Regions from separate parts of the Homo sapiens genome. Here region 1 is linked to region 2. A link is a loop called in an ENCODE intact Hi-C map of the cell type or tissue named here. Cell type or tissue: PC-3. All regions are shown on one strand. Links, peaks and the distances in the headings refer to the core of each region. The heading gives the core; the rest is flanking DNA. Region 1 has its middle 64 kb from the start of LINC02941. Region 2 overlaps LINC02941 (long intergenic non-protein coding RNA 2941).

Region 1 (5,388 bases), core at 144-5,143, 72 kb after region 2:
ATTATAAATAGATGACATATTTGTATTGTTTTTAGCAACAAAATCACCCCAATTTTTCTTAACAATCATTTATAAAAACCTTTCTCCATAGCATTAATATATTTCAAAAGTCATTTCTTTTTCACTCCTTATTAAAAATGACATGTTTACAAATATATATGCCAGGTCACTTACCACTGAAAGCAATTTTCTGAGTTTGGATGATAAAGAGCTTCTATTAGGGACAAAGTCTGAGGTGTGCCATTTTATTGTTTCCTTGTACCTGCCTTCTTAGTATTTTCTCAACCAGAATTTCCTTTACGGGACTCTTATAAACACATTTAACTGTTTTGTGCATTACCTAAACGGGATAATGAATTAATCAAATTAATATGACTCTTTTCCCAAGAGAAGAACATATATTTCACAAGAAAAGACATAGAAATGGCAAATAAGCACATGAAAAGATATTTAATGTCATTAGGCATTAAGAAAATGCAAATAAAACCACAATATAGTACACTTACTTATTAGAATGACTAAAGCTAAAAATATTGACAATGCCAAATGCTGACATGGATGTGAAGCAACTAGAATGCTCATGTATTGTCAGTGGAAATGCAAAATGGTACAATCACTCTGGAAAACACTTTGATAGTTTTTATAAAGTTAAGCATACACTGAACGGCCTAGACAAATTAAAACTATGTTTATGCATATTTAAACGGCTCTATGTATAATTGCCTATGGACTTCAATAGGTCAACAGATAGATAAACTATAGTATAGTCACACAATGAAATACTATTCAGCAACGAATAGGAACATACTATTGGTACATACAACAACATGAGTGAATTGCAAAAGAATTATGCTGACTGAAAGAAGCCAGTCTCCAAAGGTCACATATTTTATAATTCCATTTGTATTGCTTCCTTGAAAAGATAAATCTATCAAGTGGTTGCCAGAGATTATGAGTGGAGGGAGAGGAGACTATGAAGAAATAGCAAAAAGGAGTTTTTTATAGTGATGGAACTGTTCTGTATCCTAATATGGTGGTGGTTTTATGAAACACATGTATACATGTGTTATAATTTATGAAACTGTAAACCAAAAGAGAAAAAATCAAATTTACTGTATGATAATTTAAAAAATAGAATTAAAAGTAAAAAGCCAATGAGGCTACAGTCAACCCATCAGCATAATCACCATTTGACATAGGGACTAACTGAGAATATAACACTTGATAACAAAGCTAAATTTACTTATTTTAGGTGAGAGAGTAAATAGAAATAGAAAGTTTAATATGTTTTCCTGTAACTCAATGGATTTTCTAAAACACACCTGACCTTGCAGACTGCTGTCCTAGACCCCTGCTACTCAAAGTATGGTCCATGGACCAGTAGTATTTTTGCATTCCTTGGGGACATCTTAGAAATCTGGGTTTTAAAATGCCTGCCAGGTAATTGTGATGCATGCTAAATTTGGAGAGACACTGCCCTTGAGTACTTGTTAGATAAGATTCCTGAGCCCCATCCCCAGAGATTCTAATTCAGTAGATATGCTGTGAGAATCAAGGGTTTTCATTTCTTGCAAGTTCCCAGTTAATGTTGATGCCACTGATCTGTGTACCACACCATGGGAATCCCTGCTCTAGCCCACTCGCTCGGCTACAGCAGCCACTAGCCACATGTGGCTTTTAAATTTTGATTTATTACAGTAAAAAAAAATTAAAACTTCAGTGTCTCATTTTCATTAGCCACATTTCAAATGCTCTAAGTCACGCTATTTGTTATGTGGCCCTTTAAGAAACAGTTTCCTGACTGTGGATCTAGGGAAGCACTGCTCAGTGGACTTCAATGAAGTTGTTCCATGTCTGTGCTAATACAGTAGCCAATAGCCACATGTGGCTATTTAAATTTTAATGTTAATTAATTACAATGAGACAAGATGAAAATTTAATTCCTCATTCATAGTAGTCATATTTCAAGTACTTAATATTCACATGTGGCTAGTGGGTACCATATCAGCATAGATACAAAATATTTCCATCATCATATCTTTTTTTTTTTTTTTGAGATGGAGTCTTGCTCTGTGGCCCAGGCTGGAGTGCAGTAGCACGATTTCGGCTCACTGCAAGCTCCGCCTCCCGGGTTCATGTCCTGCCTCAACCTCCTGAGTAGCTGGGACTACAGGCGACTGCCACGACGCCAGGCTAATTTTTTGTATTTTTTAGTGGAGACAGGGTTTCACCATGTTAGCCAGGATGGTCTCTATCTCCTGACCTTGTGATCCACCCGCCTCGGCCTCCCTATCATATCTATTTATGGGACAGTCCTTCTCTAAACTAGGGGCTAGGGAAGCTTTTCTTAAAATTTACCTTAACAGTAAATAGTAAATCATTGAAGCTTCCAGACCCAATGACCTCTGTCACAACTGCTCAACTCTGCCTTTGTAGCTGGAAAACAGCCATACCTAGTAAGTAAACAAATGAACATGACTGTTTTCTGATAAAAATGTACTTACAAAATACGAGCAGCTAGCCTGAGGACCACAAATTGTTGAACCCTTCTCTAGACCATTTCCATAACAGATCTTCAAAGGCTCTGGGACCCTGCTTTCATACCTCAAAATTAACACTTCATATTTCAATATAGAAACTGAACTGGAAGAGTCTTCTAAACAGCTCTTCTCCTGGCTGCTTTAACACTGATTATGTTAAGACAATGTCCAAATGTCGTTGTAAAAATATTAAGTAAAGTAATACTCTTGATAGTGGCTTTATTTTATGTCAAGTGAAAGGAAATGGTAATTCTTGTGGCAAACCTAAAATAAAAATATTTTAGACAGAAACATTTTGGGAATGTGTTGCCTTTTGGCTTAGAATAGATTAATATCCATTATGGGAAAATTTTTTTCATTGTTTCAGTTACAGCAGTAAGTGAAACACACAAGGTGTATCTCCACATACTCTTCCATTATAACTTCATGAGTAGTCAGTTCTTTTAGCATATGTGAAAAACAGAAACATGAAAATCATTATTTTCTCATTCTTTACATCAAAAATCTATGTTCAGGAAGAAATAGTTAGCTATGTACCTAGTGTTTTAGGAAAAAAATTTACTAGTGTCTCCTTTCAACATAAAAAACATTTTTTCAATATAATTTGGATTAGTAAATATCTAAATACACATAATCTACTAGGCACCGGGAAGAAAAATATACAGTGTTGCCTTTACCAAGTGTTTAAATTAGTGGCAAAACTTAAAAGTTTCTAGAATCTTGAAGAAGAGATGTCTCAGTTGATTTTCCCTCACTTGATCTTCTAACACAAGCTTGTCCAACGCATAGCCACATGCATCCCAGGATGGCTTTGAATGTGGCCCAACACAAATTCATAAACTTTCTTAAAACATGATATTTGTTTGCAATTTTTTTTAGCTCATCATCTATCGTTAGTGTTAGCGTATTTTATGTGTGGCCTAAGACAATTCTTCTTCCAATGTGGCCCAGGAAAGCCAAAAGATTGGACACCCCTGTTCTAACAGGTCTAACTTCCTTAGAAGTCTCCAGGTTTCCAGGGGAGCACCTGAGAGAAAGAGGGGGCAGCCTGATCTGAGAGCTCCCTGCATAAGTGTGGGAGAGGGGAAGAGTTGATCTGAGCACTCATAAGGGTCAAGCTCATTAGACAGAACTATTTTTCAATCATTTTATTTCTTCTTTTGGCTGCAATAATTTTCATTTTTATTTAGATCTTCATTAAAGTTTCAGAAACAAAAAAAAAAGGTTATTTAATAATTTACTGACTCAAACCATCCAAGGCCAACGAATGTCTGCTTTTCTCCAGTACATGTCATTTCCAGGTAAATTAGGTTATGGTACTGTTATGATTTGAATGAGTCCCCACAAAGTTCATGCTTTCGAAGCTTAATCCCCGATGCAACACTGCTGAGAGATGGGACCATTAAGAGGTGACTAGGTCATGAGGGCTCTGCCTTATGAATTGATTAATGCTATTGTGGGAGTAGGTTAGGGATCTTGATACTAGGTTTCTGATAAAAGGATGAATTTGGTCGCTTTCCTCATTTGATCTTGGTCTTGTTTTCTTGAGCTCTCCTGCCACTGGATGACACAGCAAGGAGGCCTTTACCAGATCCCAGCACTTTCGTCTTGGATTTCCCAGCCCCTAGAACGGTGAGGAGTCAATTTCTTTGCTTTAAAAATTACCCAGTCTGTGGTATTCTGTTATAGCATTACAGAATTGTTGGGACAAAGATGGGCACCCTGATCTAGAAGACAAATATACTCTACTAGGAAAATAGATACTTAGTTCTGCTGCTTTTTGGAAAGGTTACTAAAATGCCTATATTGGTTAATTAGTTAGTTAGTTGGTTAGTTAGCTTGTTTAAGTGGACTTTTTTGTTTTTGGGAGTAGCGTTCCTGTTTGCCCTCATTTAGAGTTGTGCTCAAATCTGTGAATCTTGCTATAGTCCAAACTCCCAAACCACTGGATCCTGGCAAAAGAACAGGTATCAAGAGAAAACTTTGAGACTACAAGTTAACAAATGAAAGGTGAGCAGTAAAGAATGGGACAGTCACCTATCATTGTACTACAGTCAGGTTAGAAATCAAGATTGTGAGGTTTTACCTTTTCAGGGAAAAAAATATTCAAAATGAAAATATTACAGGGAAAAACTATACTTTGATAAATAATAGCTTTTCTGTTATTCTGATAAATATTTTACATTTTTCTATATATTATATATTGTTAATCTATAGGAAAAGATTTTATTCAATTTTGAATCAATTCAGTGATTAGAAAAATACTATATTAAGTGTGAAGTTCTGAGATAACTGTATATCTTAAGGAAGATATGAAAGAATTATAATACTTACAGTAATAGTAATTCTTACCAATGCATGAAGCACATAATAGATAGCTGGCAAGTGTTTATGAGATGAATATTGATTTAATTCTTAGTTTCATAAGTGAAAATGAAAAAATATGTGAGTCATTCTAGTTCATAGGTTTACAAAAGACAAATCATCACACTTAAACAGCATAGAGTTGATTAAGCCACTGGACAAGAAAAATAAGGTGAATGTATCTAACCAAGAGGAATAGATATTTGAATAAGAAGTTCATTAGAGTTTACAGACCAGTGACATCACCACTCTTCAGAACACTTCTTTAGGATCATGTTGTTTTCCAAATAGTTTTTTCAATCTTTCTGCCAAAGGTTTTATGTCAGCTTTTGATTGGCAGCTGATGAATCACACCACCTATAATCATATCCTGATTTATCTTGATCTTTATGTAAATAAATGAGGAAAGAGGAGACATGCTTACCATGAAATATTCCAGTAGAGTTTGAAAATGCTTGTTCTCATTGAGCAGTGAATGACTTTG
Region 2 (5,388 bases), core at 103-5,102:
AGAAATACAACCTGAGAGAATATAATCTGTATCTGTACACCCTATTTCTCTAACCCATGTCTAAAATATGACCAACTTTATATATCTGAAATAAACCATAAGTGCAGACCAATAGCTTTCTAACTTTTTGACCAAGACCCTTAGTAAGAGATGCATTTTACATTGTGTCGTAGTCAGTTTGGGCTGCTATAACAAAAATACCATAGACAGGATGGCTTTAACAACAGAAATTCACTTCTCACAGTTCAGGGAGCTGGAAAGTTCAAGAGTGCCAGCCAAGTCAACTTCTGGTGGAGGCCAACCTCCTGGTTTGCAGATGAATACCATATTTCCACCAACATTCTTTGCACTATTATTTAAGTGTTCTATGAGAAGATGAACCTCTCTCTTCAGCTTTCTTCTTCTGTTTCTGAGGTCTTCCTAGAGTTGCCTTTAAAACTCTCTTCACAAAAACATTGGCTTTTGCTAGCATGCACCTCAAAACTCTTCCAGAATCTATTATTATTATTATCATTATTATATTATTACAGTAGTCCCCTCTCCTCTGTGGTTTTGCTTTCCTTGATTTTCATTACCTGCAGCCTACTGCAATTCAAAAATATTAAATAGAATATTCTAGAAATAAACCATTCCTAAGTTATTAATTAGTTTTCAATAGTAGCCAAACGCTGCATCACAACACCAATGTCGTTCATCTCACTTCATCTCAGAAACAGGCATCTTGTCATCCCACATCATCACAAAAAGAAGAGTGAATAAAGTACAATAAGAGATTTTGAGAGACATAGAGACCATATTACCATAACTTTTATTATAGCATATTGTTATCCTTTGCCTATTTTATTATTAGTTATTGTTACTTTCTTACTGTTCTTGATTTATAAATTAAACCTTAGCATAGGTATGTAAGTACAGGAAAAACATAGTGTAAGTGGGGTTCAGTACTATTCACAATTTCAGGCATTCACCAAGGGTCTTGGAACATATTTCCCTGTGGATAAGGGGGGGCTACTGTATTATAATTACCATAAGGCATTGGGTCACATGATTACGGAGACTGAGAAGTCCATGATTTGCTATCTGCAAGCTGGATACCCAGGAAAAGCAGTGGCGTAGTTTGAAGGCCTGGAAGTCAGATAGCCAATGCTATAGATTCTGAAGGTCTGGGAACCAGCAGCACCAGAACCAGGAGAAAACAGATATCCTGCTCAAGCAGTCCGACAGAGTTAACTCAAACCTTCTTCATCTTTTTGTTTTATTCAGGCCCTCAACAAATTACATGATGCCCACATACCTTGGGGAGGGCCATATGCTCTACTCATTCTACCAATACAAATGCCGTCTCTTCCAGAAACACTCTCACAGACACATGCAGACATAATGTTTAGTCAGATATCTGGACATCTTGTGTTCCAGTCAAGTTGACACATAAAATTTACCATCACACATCATGACCCAGAATACAAATTTATATCAGAAAGAGAGAAAAGGAAGGAGGGAAGGAAGGAAAGAGGAGTGAGAGAGGAAGGAGGGAGGGAGGGAAGGTAGGAAGGGAGGAAGGAAGGAAGGAGAGAGAGAGAGAGAGAGACAAACAGAAATAAAGAAGAAGAAAGAAAGAGAGGAAAGGAAGAAAGAGAGAGGAAAGGAAGAAAGAAAGAGAAAGAAAGAAAGAAAGAAAGAAAAAGACAAGACAGAGAGGAAGGAAGAAAGGAATGAAGGAAGGAAGGAAGGGAGAGAGGGAGGGAGGGAGGGAGGAAAGGAGGGAAATAAAAGACCCATAAAATAAATCTAAGTTGCAAAACTTTTATATATTTTATTATGTTCTATTTTTTCATTCTATTTTTAATGTGAATTGTTATCCACTAAAATGATTTTGCTGCCACAGTTTAAAAAGCAAATATTACAAATGCTTAATTGACTCCTCTTTACTTAAATTGTCTCTATGATTGGTAAAATAGCCATAAATTTTCTTTGCTGACATGCTGGATTCTGAGTGCTTTAAGACTACCTGAGACATGACCAAAAGGGAGAAGCCTTGAGTCTTTCAAAGAGACCTCTGGGAAAACTCATTTCTGTCTGAAGTTTCATCAAAATCATCCTGAACATCCGTATTTCTACTAACATCCTTTACATGATTATTTATGTGCTCTGTAAAACTATGGAGCTTTCTCCCCAGCTTTCCTCTTTTCTTTCTGAGCCCTCACCTGAATTGCCTCTAAAAGTCAAAAGGGGCTGAAAACCTAGTAAGATATCTTTCCACTTTGCCCTTTTCTCCACAAACTCTGATGCTCACACTGCCCTGTTCTGAGATATGATCAGGCTCCTACTGATCCGACTCCCAGAGCAGTGCTCAGTAGCCTGCTTTTCCTCACCTGGGCAATTCAAACTTCACCTACTCAGGAATTGAGATTTGCTGATTTGCTACAGCTAGAAATGTAATCAAATATTTGCGTTAGTTTTCAACCACTCAATGATTTATCATTCTTTTCATTATCTATTGTCTGGCTTCTAACCACCATCTTGAGTATAAACGGTGAAGATGGCAAATATAGGAAAGAATGGTCTTTTACTGTAGGAACCTACAAGTAATGAAGTGGGACCAAAGCAGTCTCTGAACCGGGCTTACATCTTTACAAGAATGTCTAAGAGAAGAAAGGTCGCTCTCCAGCATGTTCAGTCGCAGCAGCCAAAGAATTTATGACAGTGGAAAATGAAGAAGGTGGAATAGGCCAACAACAAATTAGCTGATTGTTGGTGAAGCAATAGGGGCCAGGATACCTTTTATAGGCACACGTTCCAGTCCAGTGAGTCGCCTTTCAGTATCCATCAGAACCCCCTAAGTAGTCTGCTTAAATCAAGATGAGTTGTCTGGTGTGTTCTACAGCCCTAGACCCTACCACTAAGTGGGAAGAGAGGGAGAGAAAAAGAGGGTGCAGGGAACCCTAGAGAAGCACAGGGCAATTCAAGTAAAAGTGGGGAAGGAATGTACCAGCTGTGCACTATCAATATTTTCCTATCAAGACATCCGCTGCCTCAGGATCACATGGTGATGAATCACAACAAAGACCCAACAAAAAATGTTGACACTTTGAGACTCTTACTTAAACATGTACATCAAAAAAGTGGGAGGGGGAGGTACTCCAAGCTGCATGACTTGATATTGACTTGATCCTTGCACAGACTACAGTCATCATTAAACACACATGCTCTCCCAATTTGTATGCCCATACCACAGTCCTCACTCCTTGTTGAGCAATAACAAGGAGATCAGTGTGACTGGAACCTAGTTAAACTATCATGCTCATGATGCTATGCAGTAGCTCTAGATTCCATGTTATAATGTGTGACGTTACCAAAATAATATCCTAAATTATCACAAAGTGGTATTTTAAAAATGCAGTTTTGCGATCCAATTACTTCACAGGTCACATGGCCTCAATCACTGACCTTAGAACTTAACAGCCATCTATAGTGTTTCCATGAAAAATATGTTCCAGGCTCCAAACAGCATTCTTTTAGGCAAACTTTTAGAACACAATCTGCTTAGGAACTGTCTCTACTGTTCTGTGATACGTTTGTTTTGCACATGAAGTTAATTTCGGACTCTTTTCTACAAAGATATTTCCTGCCCTTGGAAGATGACTTCAAATAATAAATTGTCACCAAAAATGGACATGAAACTTTTAAAAAGCAGTAGGGAGGTGGAAAAGATGAACAAGCTGAAAACAAGTCCATTTTGGGAAGGTTCTGAACATCCTGGTTAAGGGAGTTTTTCATTTTAAAGGAAAAAGTATTCATCTGATGTGCTTCTTTGTTCATGGCACTTAATATAGAATTCTACAATGTTAAAAATAGGAAGTCAGGTTTATATGGTGTTTGCTTTAATGACACTAAACTGCCTGGAAATAGCAGCACATGCTATAACAAGTTTCAGATATTAAAAGAAAAGCTACAATGCTAAACTCTTTTCAAAACTTTTATATGAAGTCCCAGGCTTTGTGGACATTCAGGAGTAAATCAGGGCTAATACGGGAAGCTTACAGATGGTAAAATGGCTTCAGGCATCCCAATTATATTAAAAAGTTGAAAGCGGCAGATTCATATTCTCCCTTTTTACATGTCATAAATTCCAAAGTGTTGGTGTCAAACTGTGTCAATTGCACTCATTTATTAATACTTGGAATACCGTCAGTGAGCTGCCTAACTGTTATTATCCATTTATTCATTTACAGCCATCTAATACTAACAGCACCAGGCACAGTTTTCAATCCTTTCCCTAAAACCATACATGCCTCAGGGAGACTTACATAAGCCTGCATCTGGGGAGAGGGGGGAGGAGGAAATAGCAAATTGCAGGATCTGCTGATCTTGGATATAGGTCTCTCTGCAGGAGCTTCCAAATGTGTCTTTGTTTATGTTCTGGGCTCTGGGTTGTTGTGGGGCAGGGATCTAAGGAGGAAGGAATTTGTTGCCTCAATAAAAAAAAAAATGTGGAAGAAAGGTTAGGTGAAAGACAGAAAAAAAAAGACTATCTCCGTGTATTCTAAAACAAATATTTACACATTCAAATATCATCTTTTTTTTTTTAACTATCTGATCTTCAGTCTTGGATGCAGTGGTTAATAAACCCTGATGTCTCCACACAAAGTAAAAAAATAAATAAAATAAAAAATGTATGGCAACAATGCCATGATTCAGACCCAAAAACTACCCTGCATAAAACATTCATTATAATTAATGCAGTGTTTCTTGGCTGGTATTATTAAGACCTTAATTTTCCACTTGGTGGAACTTACTGTATGTAGTAGAAAAATCACTGGCTCTGAGTCAGAAATGCCTTGATTCTAATCCAGCCCCTGCCACTTCTTAGCCATGCCATGTGTGTAAATTAGTTGACCTCTCTGAGCCTTGGGTTTGTTTTCTTTAAAATGTGACTTATAAGGAAATATTAAATGTGACGATTAAATAAAAGAAAGAAAAACAACTACACAGTTCCTCTAAATTGCAGCTTTCCTCCCTCACCCCTTTCCTCTTTAAGAACTGCACAGACATTTTTAATAAGAAAGGATATAAGTGATCAAAATAATTATTCTGAAAACATATGATTCATTGCAGACATTGGTAGTGTGCCCTACGTGCTATTGGGCATGAAAGAGTTAAGTGGGAACGTCACCTTAGAGTCCTGGGGGAAGGGCGGAAGGGAGGGTAATAGCAGATTTAATAGTGTTTCACAGGCAGAGTCCTGGTGCTGTGCAAAGCTCCAGATCGTGTTTCTTCTTAGACGCCAATCAGTCAGGAAGTGATTCTCAAAGAAGTTTACATTGCCCTACTCTCTTTACACTGCAGCACAGTAGGAAACCCAGGACACAGAATACTCACAAGAAAGAT

Evidence for each region. A loop is a pair of places that touch in the nucleus more often than their neighbours do. Peaks named below come from ENCODE experiments on the same cell type or tissue, not always from the same donor. Only the 100,000 strongest peaks of a DNase experiment are listed, where the experiment ranks them.
Region 1: it touches region 2 in a loop (3.0-fold over the local background); 2 of 110 quality-filtered maps call a loop at or near these places.

What each region holds. Positions count from the first base shown.
Region 1 is chr6:139,909,963-139,915,350 of GRCh38, reverse strand. No RefSeq gene overlaps it. Among named protein-coding and RNA genes, the nearest start is that of LINC02941, 64 kb to the left of the region's middle. In PC-3, for the core only: no CTCF peak of the experiment used is centred there; no DNase peak of the experiment used is centred there.
Region 2 is chr6:139,981,835-139,987,222 of GRCh38, reverse strand. All of the region lies in intron 1 of LINC02941 (long intergenic non-protein coding RNA 2941), which reads right to left. All of the region lies in intron 1 of LOC103352541 (a long non-coding RNA gene), which reads left to right. Among named protein-coding and RNA genes, the nearest start is that of LINC02941, 8.2 kb to the right of the region's middle. RefSeq lists a silencer at 4,217-4,511. In PC-3, for the core only: no CTCF peak of the experiment used is centred there; a DNase peak (open chromatin) is centred at 3,162; H3K4me3 peaks cover 361 bases; H3K27ac peaks cover 2,472 bases.